Linked DNA regions of Mus musculus: region 1 is linked to region 2. The links are chromatin contacts, found by Hi-C or POLR2A ChIA-PET in ENCODE. All regions are on one chromosome and are shown on one strand. Each heading gives the region's core, a stretch centred on a gene start or an enhancer-like site at or near the end of the contact. The rest is flanking DNA. Distances are from core to core; before and after follow the strand shown.

Region 1 (5,433 bases), core at 2,192-4,691, 180 kb before region 2:
TAGCAACGTTGCTGCTGCCTCTGAAGTCCACCCTCCTCTGTTCTTCAGTTGGTACCTGAAACCTAACTACAGACCTTAAACAACAACTGGTATGTGACAGGCTTCCTTGCTTGGAACTTGGGAGATGGGGAGAGGTCTAGGCAGGATCACGTGCCCGTGGCTTTGATTCTGTGCCCTTTAGGAATCCAGGAAGAGTGGATGGGCTGTGCAGGCTCGGGACAGACTCAGGAACCACCCGTCACATGACAGGTTGCAGAGAAGTCCCTAGTGAGGAGCCCATCCTGGCCAGCATGCTCAGGAGTCTGGGACCCTCCTCCACTAAGCAAGCACAACAGCATTCAGTCAGAGCCCGGGGCTCTGTTCCCCTGCCCGAGCACACCATTTAGCTCCTCACAGACCTGTATCTGCTAAAAACCCAAACAAATAAGCAAAATACCCCATGGTCTCCTGGTGAGTCTCCGTCCCAGCACTCCATGTAGAGAGGCCTGTGGTCCAGCAGCTTCACAGAGAAAGAGTGGGGCCTCAGAGGCAGGGTCAGCAGCTGGGTTGTCCTGGCGACTGACTACTCCAGTGGGTTTCAGCCCCGAGTGAGCAGATTCTGGGCAGAGACTAATACCCAGGTGCCAAGTTGCTCAATGGCTCCTCTAAGTGGCTCAGGTGCTACTCAGGGCTGGCCTAGGCCCCTCTTTGAGATCAAAGCAGAACACAGTCTCCTGCCTCTAGGCCCAGTTCTCTAATGGTGGGTGCAATTAGGTTGCAATTTGCAAAGTCATTTGCCTATGGGGACTTTCCCTTCCTCTTCATTTCTCCAGCAGGTACTAAGCAGGGCTGTTGTAAGTTGAAGTAGTTCCCCAAAAAGATCCTTCAAAAGCCTCCTTAGGGGCCTAAGCTACAGACACTCTAGGAAGGGATCAAGGTGAAAGGAGGACAAGATAAACCCGTGAGGACATGCAGGGAGGAGCCCCACGTGGAGACAAGGAGAGGGATCAACACAGCGTAAGCCACCGGCACCCAAGGCCTGTGGAAGCTGTACAGGGTCAGGAGCACCTCCAGGTTACAGCCTGACCTTCAGTGATTGGCATCCAGGGCTGGGGGGAAAAGTGCTGCTGCTGCTGGGAGCTTCCTTTTTCTCCATGGCCTTAGAGGTGCACACACAGGCTCTCTAACCAGAAGGCAGCAGTGGGCAAGTAGCTGGAATACACACTTTGAACGGGACCATAGAGCCTAGAGGTGAGCCTCCTTCCAGGCATGCAGTAAAAGAGACAATAAACAGCTCAAAAGCCCTGTGCAGACAACCAGCAGTGACTCTGTCTATTGCTAGAAAATACTCCTGAGAGCCCAAAGTAGGATCAAGGACAAAAAGCTTCTTGTCAGCCTATTCCACAGAGCAGGAGACTGAGGCTGTAAGAGATCCATTAGCTGTTCAAGGTCACAGAGCTACCGGATGGAGGATGGCTGGTCTGCACTCACTGTGACAGCCTTCAGGAGGCCAGCCACTGTTGTCTCTCCTACCCACAGACTGGGAGCTGGGGTAGACCGTCCTCCTGTTGAAGGCCTGTGACCACACAAGGATAACAACTCTCAGGATGAAGTGGGGCAGAACTAGGAAGACGGATGGCTGGAAGAGCTAGGACGGCGTGGGTACCAAAGGGAGCCTCAACCACAAATGTTTCAGCTTGCTCTTCAAGGGGGTCCAGCTAACTAACACTCTGGGACAAACTGACCCCTTGTCCCCACTGTATCCCTCTATGTCCTGTGGAGAAGCATGACCTGGCCCTACCTGTAGGCTGAGGTGGTAGCCACAGAAAGTTGAGGTCCTTTGGCCACAGATATGTGATGCAGGGTCAGAAGTCAGACAGCTTTTCCCATCACAGACCTGCCTAGGGCTTCCCACACCTGGGAGCCAGCCACCTGGCAGGAGCTCGGATATATAGCAGTGGGGCCTGCCCAGAAGGGACCTCAGTGTCCAGACTTAGCTCCCGCTGTCACTCGTTAGGTGAAGGCTGAGAATGCAAGAGGGAGCTGAGCAGGCTGAGACCCACATGGTGCTGGTAGCTACGGCCATCTGGGAAGTAAGCATAGCCAGGGAATGGGGGAGTAGTGAGGAATAAGAGCTGTCCTGGGCTAGGATGAAGGATCCTAGGATCCAGGCAGGGGAGGCAGAACAGTTACATGTTGCAGACCCTGAGTCCAGCAGGTGTGGGACAGAGGGCAGGGAGGTGGTCAGGTGTATAAGGCCGAGTAGAGATGAGACCAGGTAGGTAAGACCCTGGCCCACAAGCTGAGTTGGGCACACAGCCTGTAAAAAGTGTTTGTGAGTCTCTGTGTAGGGTAGCCAGGGGAGGGATGTGTCTAGAGTCAATTAGACCAAGGGAACTCCGAAATCCATATTCAGGGGACTTTCAAGGTAAAGAGCTGACCCCATATCCAGGAGCTGACAGCTTTAGTGGGACTTTCAAGGTAAAGAGCTGACCCCATATCCAGAAGTTGACAGTTTTAGTGGGACTATCCCTTCCCTCTGGAGGCTGACCAGCTTCAGTTAATCCCAAACTCATCTCCTGTATTCTGGACTGATGCTGCCACATCACCTCAGTCCCAGTCAAGGACAGACGGGACTGCGAGCCTCTCTGACTCTTGCACGCTGCGGTGATGGGCCCTCAAGTACCAGAATGAAGGATCCCTGGACCACCCTGGCTCCTGCATTATGGGCTGAAGAACCCTCTTCCCTAATTACCCGACACCTTGATCTTGGGCTGGTCATCTTGACCCTGTGTCCTGGGCTGACCATTCCGGTTCACCCAGACCTCTGAGTGTTAAGTTGATGGGTACCAGGTGACCATACCTGTGTGCGGGGTGAATGGACCCACCTCATCCCAACCATGTCCAGGTCTGCCGAGCTTGTGGCTTACCCGAACCCATAGGTCAACTACCCCACAACCTGGGAGGAGGGACCTGGCTCACCACCACCGGTGCCCCGGGCTGCCAAGGCCATAGGTCACACAGCCGGAGTGCTGGTTAGGCCTCTAGGCCACCACCCTGACCCCAGCGTGCAGCCGCCCCCGTCCAGCCCACTCACCTTTGGCGCTGCCCGTCCAGGCCAAGGCCGGCGGGCGCCGTCGTGGGGCTGAGCAGGCCCTGGGGCGCGGGCCTGGCTGGCAGCCCCGGGAGGCCTCCAGGTGGAGCGGGCGGCGGCGCGGGCGCCTCGCGGGCCTCGGTGGGCGGTGGCGGCGGCGGCGCTGGCTTCTCGCCTCCGGGACCCAGGCTCGGGGGCCGTCCGTCCAGGGAGATGTTGTTGAGAAAGAAGAGGGCGGCCTGACGGCGCCGGGAGTCCCCGCGCCTCCGCGGCACGGCCGGCGGGTTCCGGGCGGCCGGCGCGGGCCTGGAGGGGCCGGGGGCCGGACCCGGGGCTCCTCCCGCCGCAGCCGCGGCCATGCTCGAGTGCGCCGCCGCGCCGCGCCGCCGCGCAGCTGCCCATTGGCCGCGGCGCGCTTGCATGCAAATACCACCCCGTCACTCCCGCCCATTGGCCGCGGCGCGCCCATATGTAAATATAGTTCCGCGGTTCCTGTCTATTGGTTGCGGCGCGCCTGTATGCAAATACCACCCCGTCGCTCCCGCCCATTGGCCGCGGCGCGCCCATATGCAAATATAGTTCCGCGGTCCCTGTCCATTGGTTGCGGCGCGCCTGCATGCAAATGAGGCTCCTCTGAGCCCTTCGATCGGCTAGCGATATGTGGCTTGCCCCGGCGCTCCCCTGAGTCCTAGAGTCTTCTGTCTGTTGTAGGTTTGGCGTGGCTAAACACGGCAAGGTCGGTAGGTGCACGGAACCTGTGTCCTGTTCTCCCGTCCAGGACTCGGTGTACAGGGCACCCTTCAGCGAATGTTCATTATGGGCTGCAGACTCAGGGTGCGGGCCTGTTGTGGTCACTTGCTCCGGGGTGTTCCCTCAGCCCTGGGGTTCTTCTGGGCAGGTATCCATCCATGTTCCACCAGAGCCTGTAACTTCCGGGCTGTGCCGCCTGGCCTCCTCACTGACTGCTGAAGACACCCGTCTATGGTCTGAGGGCAGCTGACATCTCAGTTGCCTCATGGACGTGGTCTTGAGTCTGCATGATACTGGAGTTTCAGTTTCCTTCGTGGAGGATGTCCAGGACTCGAGTATACAAACCCTTCTGGCTCAGTACCGTGTGTGTATGTCGGCCCTTCCCTGTACAGAGTCTTCACCCTACCATCACCTGCTCTTTCCAGCTCCCAACCTATGTGGACTTCTTATCTTTCTTTTGTTTTGTTTTTCAAGTCAGGGTTTCTCTGTATAGTGTAGACCAGCCTGGCCTCGAACTCAGAAATCTGCCTGCCTCTACCTCCCAAGTGCTGGGATTAAAGGCATGCGTCACCACTGCCCGGCGACTTCTTGTCTTTAAAGTGTTTGATGGATCATTGAAGAAACACAAAGGAAAATCTCCCCAATGTTCTTTTTGGTCTATGGTCACTGCCTGCTCTGGTCCTGTGGCTGCTTAAAATGGGTGCTGGAGTGGAGTTGGTTGAGGGAGAGAGATCCCTGGGAAGTGGCTTCTTTCCTTGGGAGAAGCCATCGGTAGTGTTACCTATAGGAGTTCATACTGCCAGTTCCTTCCCTGCTTTTAAGGCTCAGGCAGGCTGATTCTGTCAGACACCCCCCTCTATCCATGGCATCTCCCTGTCATCCCTGAACAAGTAGGCTTACCCTTACTCTGTTCTGACCCCCCTCTTCTCCACTGCCTTTTCCTAGCTACCCTGCCAGGAACCAGTGACAAGGTGGACAGTTTTCCTGTCTAGTAGAACGCAGGGCTTGGTCCATTGAGTGGTGGGCACTCCCAGAGAGAGTAATTTCTGTCAGGGGGTCATGGTGTCTGCTGACCTGGGGTGGTGTCCTTCACACTCAGGCTGCTTACCTTTCTGAGTTTTGGTCTCTGGTAGTATGAGGTGCTAGCTGTATGACTAAGCTGCTTTGGGATGGGTAATTGATCGTGGCTAACAGAAGCCACTGTCTGACAGGGATGACAAGGAGGTGTGCTCCTGGCAGGGTACCATGAGTGTGGACATAGCCCTAGAGCTAGACCCCAATATTGGCAGACAAACCTGTGAGGTGATTGAGGGACATTTAAACAGGAACTTGGCCTCTTCCTGGGTGTGGTACTGTGGGTTTTTTTCCCTCACAGACCAAACCTGACCAGGAGGTCAAAGTGGATAAAACATACAGCTTGTGTTTTATTCAAATTTGAAAAAGCTGAAGAATCTTGTAACTGATTGAACACACACACACACACACACACACACACACACACACACACACACACCTGGCTGTCCCTTGGAATTTTGTCCTTCGGGCCTCTCAGGTGTGCTCAGTAGAGAATGGTACTCTGTTAAGCCCAGGCCTCACCCAGTCCCAGTGAC
Region 2 (5,797 bases), core at 3,049-5,548:
ACCGCCTATGGAATTTTGCCACCAGGGACCTTCATGTCCCTCACACCACAGTCTTAATTGCATGGTGTCACCATCCCAGACATCTGGACAATTCCAGGCTGGGTTCTTCCTAAGACTACTCCAACCCTGAAAGTCCCTTCTCTGGCATGGCTGCCTCAGGACTGCACCATCCTAGTATCTTCTTACTGAGCATAGTTCCTTACCAAATACAGCAAGGTGTGCTGTCACACACGTGGCTCTAAACGTCCCCAAGGCTAGGTTTCACCTTTGACTGTGGTCCCCTTTAACCTTCTGAAAGATCTACTCTCTCATACAAAATTTTGAGTGGAGTCCTATAGTTGGATCTGGTGCCACGGTATAATCCCTTTCTGGGAGGTCAGAGGATGGTGAATTCAAGTTTACCCTCAGCTTTAAAGCAAGACTGGAGGCACCTGTCTCGGAAAGCAAAACAAACCTAACAAGGAGCCAGAAAAAAAAAAAAAGTAAAACGTCAAGTACTAACTCTATTCATTTATTTATTTTGCTTTTTGAAGACAAGGTTTCATACTGAATTCCAGGTTGCCTTTGAACTTGTGGCAAACCTCCTGCCTCAGACTCCCAAGTGTTGGGATTGTAGGTGTGCACTACCCCAAACAGTTTAGAAGCCTTAACTTCAAACATTTAACAGAGACTCCAGGGCATGTCACAGCTCACAGCTTGGCTGCCAGTGTGACATTATTTCATCATTTCCTAGGCATGGGTCAACTGTCACTAGGTTGTCTCAGCCCTTTTATAAACCAGGAAAGGAAGAACTGAAACATCTTTAAATGATCAGTATACATATATATATATATATATATATATATATATATATATATATATGTGTGTGTGTGTGTGTGTGTGTGTGTGTGTGTGTGTGTGTGTGTGTGTTCCACCAAAGCAGGCTCCTCAGTGAACACTGTGTGTGGGGGGGAATCACTCATACCTGTCAAAGCACCAGGAGAAGACCTAGTTCTGACCTAAGCCTTTGAGGTTGGCCACCGTTCCACCTGTGCCCAGGAAAAGTGTTGTCTCAGCAGCCTGACCCTCCCTTGCCCTGGCCTTTCTCTTTCTACTCTGGAGATCAACTGCCTGCCACTGGCGACGTCCACAGGACAGCAAGCCCAGGAAAAAAGGACATGCACAGAATGAGTTTATGTTTTAGCATTTCAGCATCCCACCCAACACTGTGACAGGGGACAGTGATTGCTCATAAAAGCATAAATATCTGTTGGGAGCATCCAGGAGTGCCACCCCCCTCCCTCAGCACGCAGTGATGCCCGCTCTGGGACCATGGGTGCCCAGCAGGGCTTGGGTTACTTGGATTATTTTTCTCTTGGTTATTTCCTCTCCAAAAACCCCGCTGGGATAGAACTGATTGAGAGCAGAATGTTCCAGGGCTCATAATCAGCCAGTTCTTGTTCCAAGCTTCTGTGGTACCCTGGGGTTGACCTCGTTGGGACTCCACCCCGGACCTCCCAGTTCCTCCCTGGCAAGATGAAGGGGGAGGCAGCCATTTGAAAGGAGATGGACACTGAATCCCACGTGCCACATCTCTGTCCCTTTTGTCAAAGGTTAGGAAGGTGCAGACAGCTCCCAGAGCTGCCAGCTGTATCACAAGCAGAGGGCCAGCTACCATTTCAGTCAAGGCCCAACGAAGCTGACTGAGAGGTGAAGGCGATGAATGTTAACTGCCTTCAGCGTCGTTATAAAGATACTTGGCAAAAACTCCCATTCTCCTCACGCATCCGACACCACATTCAAGACCCCGTACAAGGACAAGAGAGGGGAAAACTCGACTCATTTATGGAATTCCCCACATCACCCACCACCTTAACTCATGACTAATCTTCCTCCACTACGTTTACATGACTCTAGGCTTCTGGCTGATGCGTGTTACTCAAGAAACATGAATTCTCTCTGCAATAAACGTTCTCCCAATTCCTTTAGTCTGGTGTCTGAACTTTTTCTTGGCTGCTAACGGGAACCTGGATATACACTGCATAGAGATCTCAGTCCAGTCAATCTCTGGGACTTCCTGGTCTTTAGTCACAGGAAATACCAAGAACCTTGAGGAGCCAGGCACAGTCTGAGAAAATGAGGGTCTCCAGACCCCCAGGTATCATGAGGCCCCCAGAGGGCCTGGGTATGTGACTTGGCTTCTGAGGGCAGGACAAGGCCTGTGCCTTGCATTAATACCTGGATGTTTACTCTAGAATCATCTTTAGATCGTGTCTGATGAGGAAGGTTAATTCCTGTTTGAGCTTGAGGCTGGCTTAAAGTTCAGGCCCCTCAGCAGGCAGCACTATTTGTCTAGAACTTAATATCACAGTGTTACTTTTTAATCTATTTTTCTGGTGACCGCTCTACAGTAATCAACCCTGGTTACTGTCTTTAAAACAAACTTACCCTTTTCATAAAACACACCAGATGTTTAAAGGAAAAATATTGTACCAATATTGGTTTCAGGGATGTACCCAAAATTAAGTGTTGGAAGCACGGTGTCCAAGCCTGCTCCTGACATTTGGAGCACTTCCACGAGTCCCCTTTAGTGAGAAGTTCTACTCACACGTCCTGAAGCAGAGGACTCACAATCTCTCAAATTTGTGTTCAGCCTGCTTTCTCTGGCTTCAGGTCTTGAGGTCCATGTACCTAAGGGAGATGTTGAGAGAGAGAGAGAGAGAGAGAGAGAGAGACTAGTAAAGCCGTGTATACCTCATGGTGCCTGGCTGTCTATTCTTCCTGATGTCTTCTCTGAGCAGAGGCAGCCTCAGGTATGGAGGTCAACACCTGGGGCAGTGGAAGTGAAGCTCAGCTTTTTTTGGAGCAGAGACTCACATGTTGACAAGTAGACCCTAGACCCTGAAGTCATCACCAGAGGTTCCCAGGATAGAACATGAGTAGGTTCCGGCCACACCCACTCCGGGAAGACATGCTGATAAATAACAAGTCAGGCTGGAAGAACTAAGCTCAGCAGCCAGTCTCTTCTCTAGACATAAAGGAAGAGCCCTGCCTTAGCTCCCGAGGCTGCATGGAGGGTCTGTCCCCAGGCACCCTGTGACTAGTGATGTCCTCATGAGCTGACAGCAGGGTCCACACTAACTTTACTTTTGTGTAGCCCAAGCTGATCACAGACTCTGATTCCTTCTGCCTTTACTTCCCCTGTCCAGATTATAAACTCTGGATGCCTTGGAGAGTTGGGGAAGGTTATTTTGTTTCTATTGTTTTGCTTTGGTTGTTGTTCTTGGTTTTGTTTTGTTTTATTTTTATTTTTAAATCCAGACAGGATTTTATTAGGTAGCCCAGTGTGGCTCTCCCACTAAAGATTCTCCTGCATCAGCCCCATGTATGTATAGGATTATCGGTGAACATCGCCACACCTGGCTCACATGTATTTTCAATTAAATGTAATACACCCCAAAGGGAGACATATATGGAGAGTTTCTGCCATCGGCTGTTGATTGTCAGTGGTATGATGTTAATGGCTAGTGGCTGTCGGCTGTTACTTGGCTAAATTCAGACCAGCTACTGTTTTCCATTTCCTTCAGTGATGTGTTGGAATCATAAAATTAAAAAAAAAAAGAAAAATAAAAAATAAAAAAGGTTGTTTGCTTGATTTTCTGAGACTGGGTTTCTTTTGTAGCCCAGGCTGGCCTAGAACTATGAAAGTGGGACCCTTCTTCTGCCCCAGCCTTCCGAATACCCACAGGCTTACAAGCAGTAGCCATCACACTCGTATGGCTAATTATCTTAGTTTTACAGATGCGAAAACTGGCCCAGAGGGGTTCAGAAATATGTTCAAGGTCGCACAGCAGAGAACGCCTCAATTTGAAGGTGACTGGTATATTCTCTCTCCATCTCAGGTCAAGAGTACCCGGAACTGGAACCCTGTGGGCTCCTCCGGTGAGGGTGTGGTTTGGCCCAGCGCCCCGTTGCACTGAACTCACTGGTTGACCTGAGCAGAGAGTGGAGAGATCCCTTTGCCGGGCTGGAGCTGTACCCCACGCCTGAGGGGATCGCTACTCGCGCCCTCCAACGCCTCGGTTCCACGCTTGAGCAGGTGGCATCTACGACGCAGTGAGACTTGAGCCATATTTTCCTAGCCTGCAACCTCCAGAGTGTCCCCCAACAGAAAGAAATCACCGCGTGCAAAGCACTAGCTAAGTCCCGCTCTCTGTGCTGTCCCTGACCCGCCCAAGTTCCGCCCCTCCGCTCGGCCCCGCCCCGGCGCGCCCTCGCTACTGTCACCTCTGGCCCCGGCCCGCCCGAGCCTCGCTGCCATTGGTGGCGGTGGTGAGGCCACTACCCCCATCCCTGCGGGAGCGGCTTGGGCGATGAATGAAGCGGGAGTGGGCTGCGCGCGTAGTCCAGAGCGCAGGGCGCAGCGCGGCAGCCGGGTTCGTGGGAAGGTGAGTGCTCTGGGATCTGGACTGCTTTGAGGTCTCGGACCAGGATGGGGACAGGGTCTGGCTCCGTACTAGATGCCTCCTAGGTATGCCAGACTCCGACCTGCTGACGTCAGGAGCGCGGCAGGTGTTTGCGGAGGCTGGACTAAAGCGCGGCGGAGCCCCGGGTGCGTTGTCTGAAGACACATCCCGGGGAACCAATGCGGGGACAGAGTGGGCTCAAGGGAGCCGGATGCAGAATTCACCCCTTCTCACTGCACATGAGGGAAGCTGCAAGTCTGCAGTGGGGTGGGGGAAGGCAGAGCCGCTGCGCTAGAGCGAGAGGGAAGATGGGAGTGGACTTGGGGCGCAGGAAAGCGTGAGGGGGGGGGGGGGACCGCTAGAGCTGTCGGCCCAGGTTAAAGGTTTGCTAGTATACGCAGGTGCGAGCCTCTGCGGGTCTGTTCAGCGACAGATCCAGTGGCTGTGGTGGTTGTTGCTAAGACCGAGGGAAACGTGGAGCACGGAAGTTGCTCACTAGTGGCGGGCTTTGTCCCTACGAGGAGCGCGGATGCCCGGGTCCCTGAGGCCCGGTACCTTCACGCAGCTCTCCGATGCCCCCGGACGCGTGTGTACGCCAACGAGAGTTCGGGTCGCTTTGCTGCCTGATTGGCACGCTTAGCTCCAAACCCGGGAACTCAAGGCAGGGTACCTCCTTCACAGGAGAGGTGAGCATCTGTAGGAAAAATGAGATAGAGACACATAGTCGCACCTTATAGCTTGGGGCCCCAGGCGCAGTGGCTTGAGTTTAGCGTGATGAGGATTGCTGGCCTCCCCCAGACATGGCCTTGGGGTGTTTCTGTCCCAAGGTGTTGAAACTGCCCATTTGTGATGGAACTATCCCAACTTCAGGGCAGTGTTTTTTGTTTGTTTGTTTGTTTTGTTTTGTTTTGTTTTGTAGTTTAGTAAACCAAGGTAGCTGTCTAGTCAGCTGTTGTTAAAGCAGCTTGGGGCAGGTGGACGGCAGGGAAGAGAACACCTGGTGTTTAGCCGAATTATTTATAAATCTTAGCTGTGGTAATGGGGACAGCAGGCGCTGTTTGCTGAGCCTGGCATTTGCTGGCTTGGAGAGGGCTTTGGATAAGAGCAGTCCCAGGCAGCATTTTAAAGTCCCCTTGCACAGAGGAGCAGCCTGGGGCACCGGGATGTTTGGCTTGCCTAGAAATGACACAGGGGAGACCGGAGGTTTGTATCATTTGCCAGCCATTCTCTCTTCAAGAAGAGAGGAAAGCCAGGTCAGAGAACCAGCAGTTACCAGGACAGGACTATGCTGGTGGCCAAAGGTACCTACCTGTTGGCTGTGATGAGGTGCAAGACTTGCCTTGCCTGCCCAC

Evidence for each region. A loop is a pair of places that touch in the nucleus more often than their neighbours do. ChIA-PET counts read pairs that join two places held with the same protein, here RNA polymerase II (POLR2A).
Region 1: POLR2A ChIA-PET joins it to region 2 with 18 read pairs in embryonic stem cell. The contact joins the promoter of Cables2 here to the promoter of Slco4a1 in region 2. A Hi-C loop is called at or near these places in 2 of 37 maps with a recorded cell type or tissue (T-helper 2 cell and v-Abl transformed pro-B cells). POLR2A ChIA-PET finds 5 or more read pairs at or near these places in 3 of 5 experiments (Patski and embryonic stem cell).

What each region holds. Positions count from the first base shown.
Region 1 is chr2:180,270,024-180,275,456 of GRCm38, forward strand. Cables2 (CDK5 and Abl enzyme substrate 2) reads right to left here and starts at 3,442. Exons shown (of 10, transcript NM_145851.2): 1 at 3,077-3,442. The coding sequence starts at 3,432. It also overlaps a transcript of Rbbp8nl not described here.
Region 2 is chr2:180,451,947-180,457,743 of GRCm38, forward strand. Slco4a1 (solute carrier organic anion transporter family, member 4a1) reads left to right here and starts at 4,299. Exons shown (of 12, transcript NM_001355218.1): 1 at 4,299-4,427.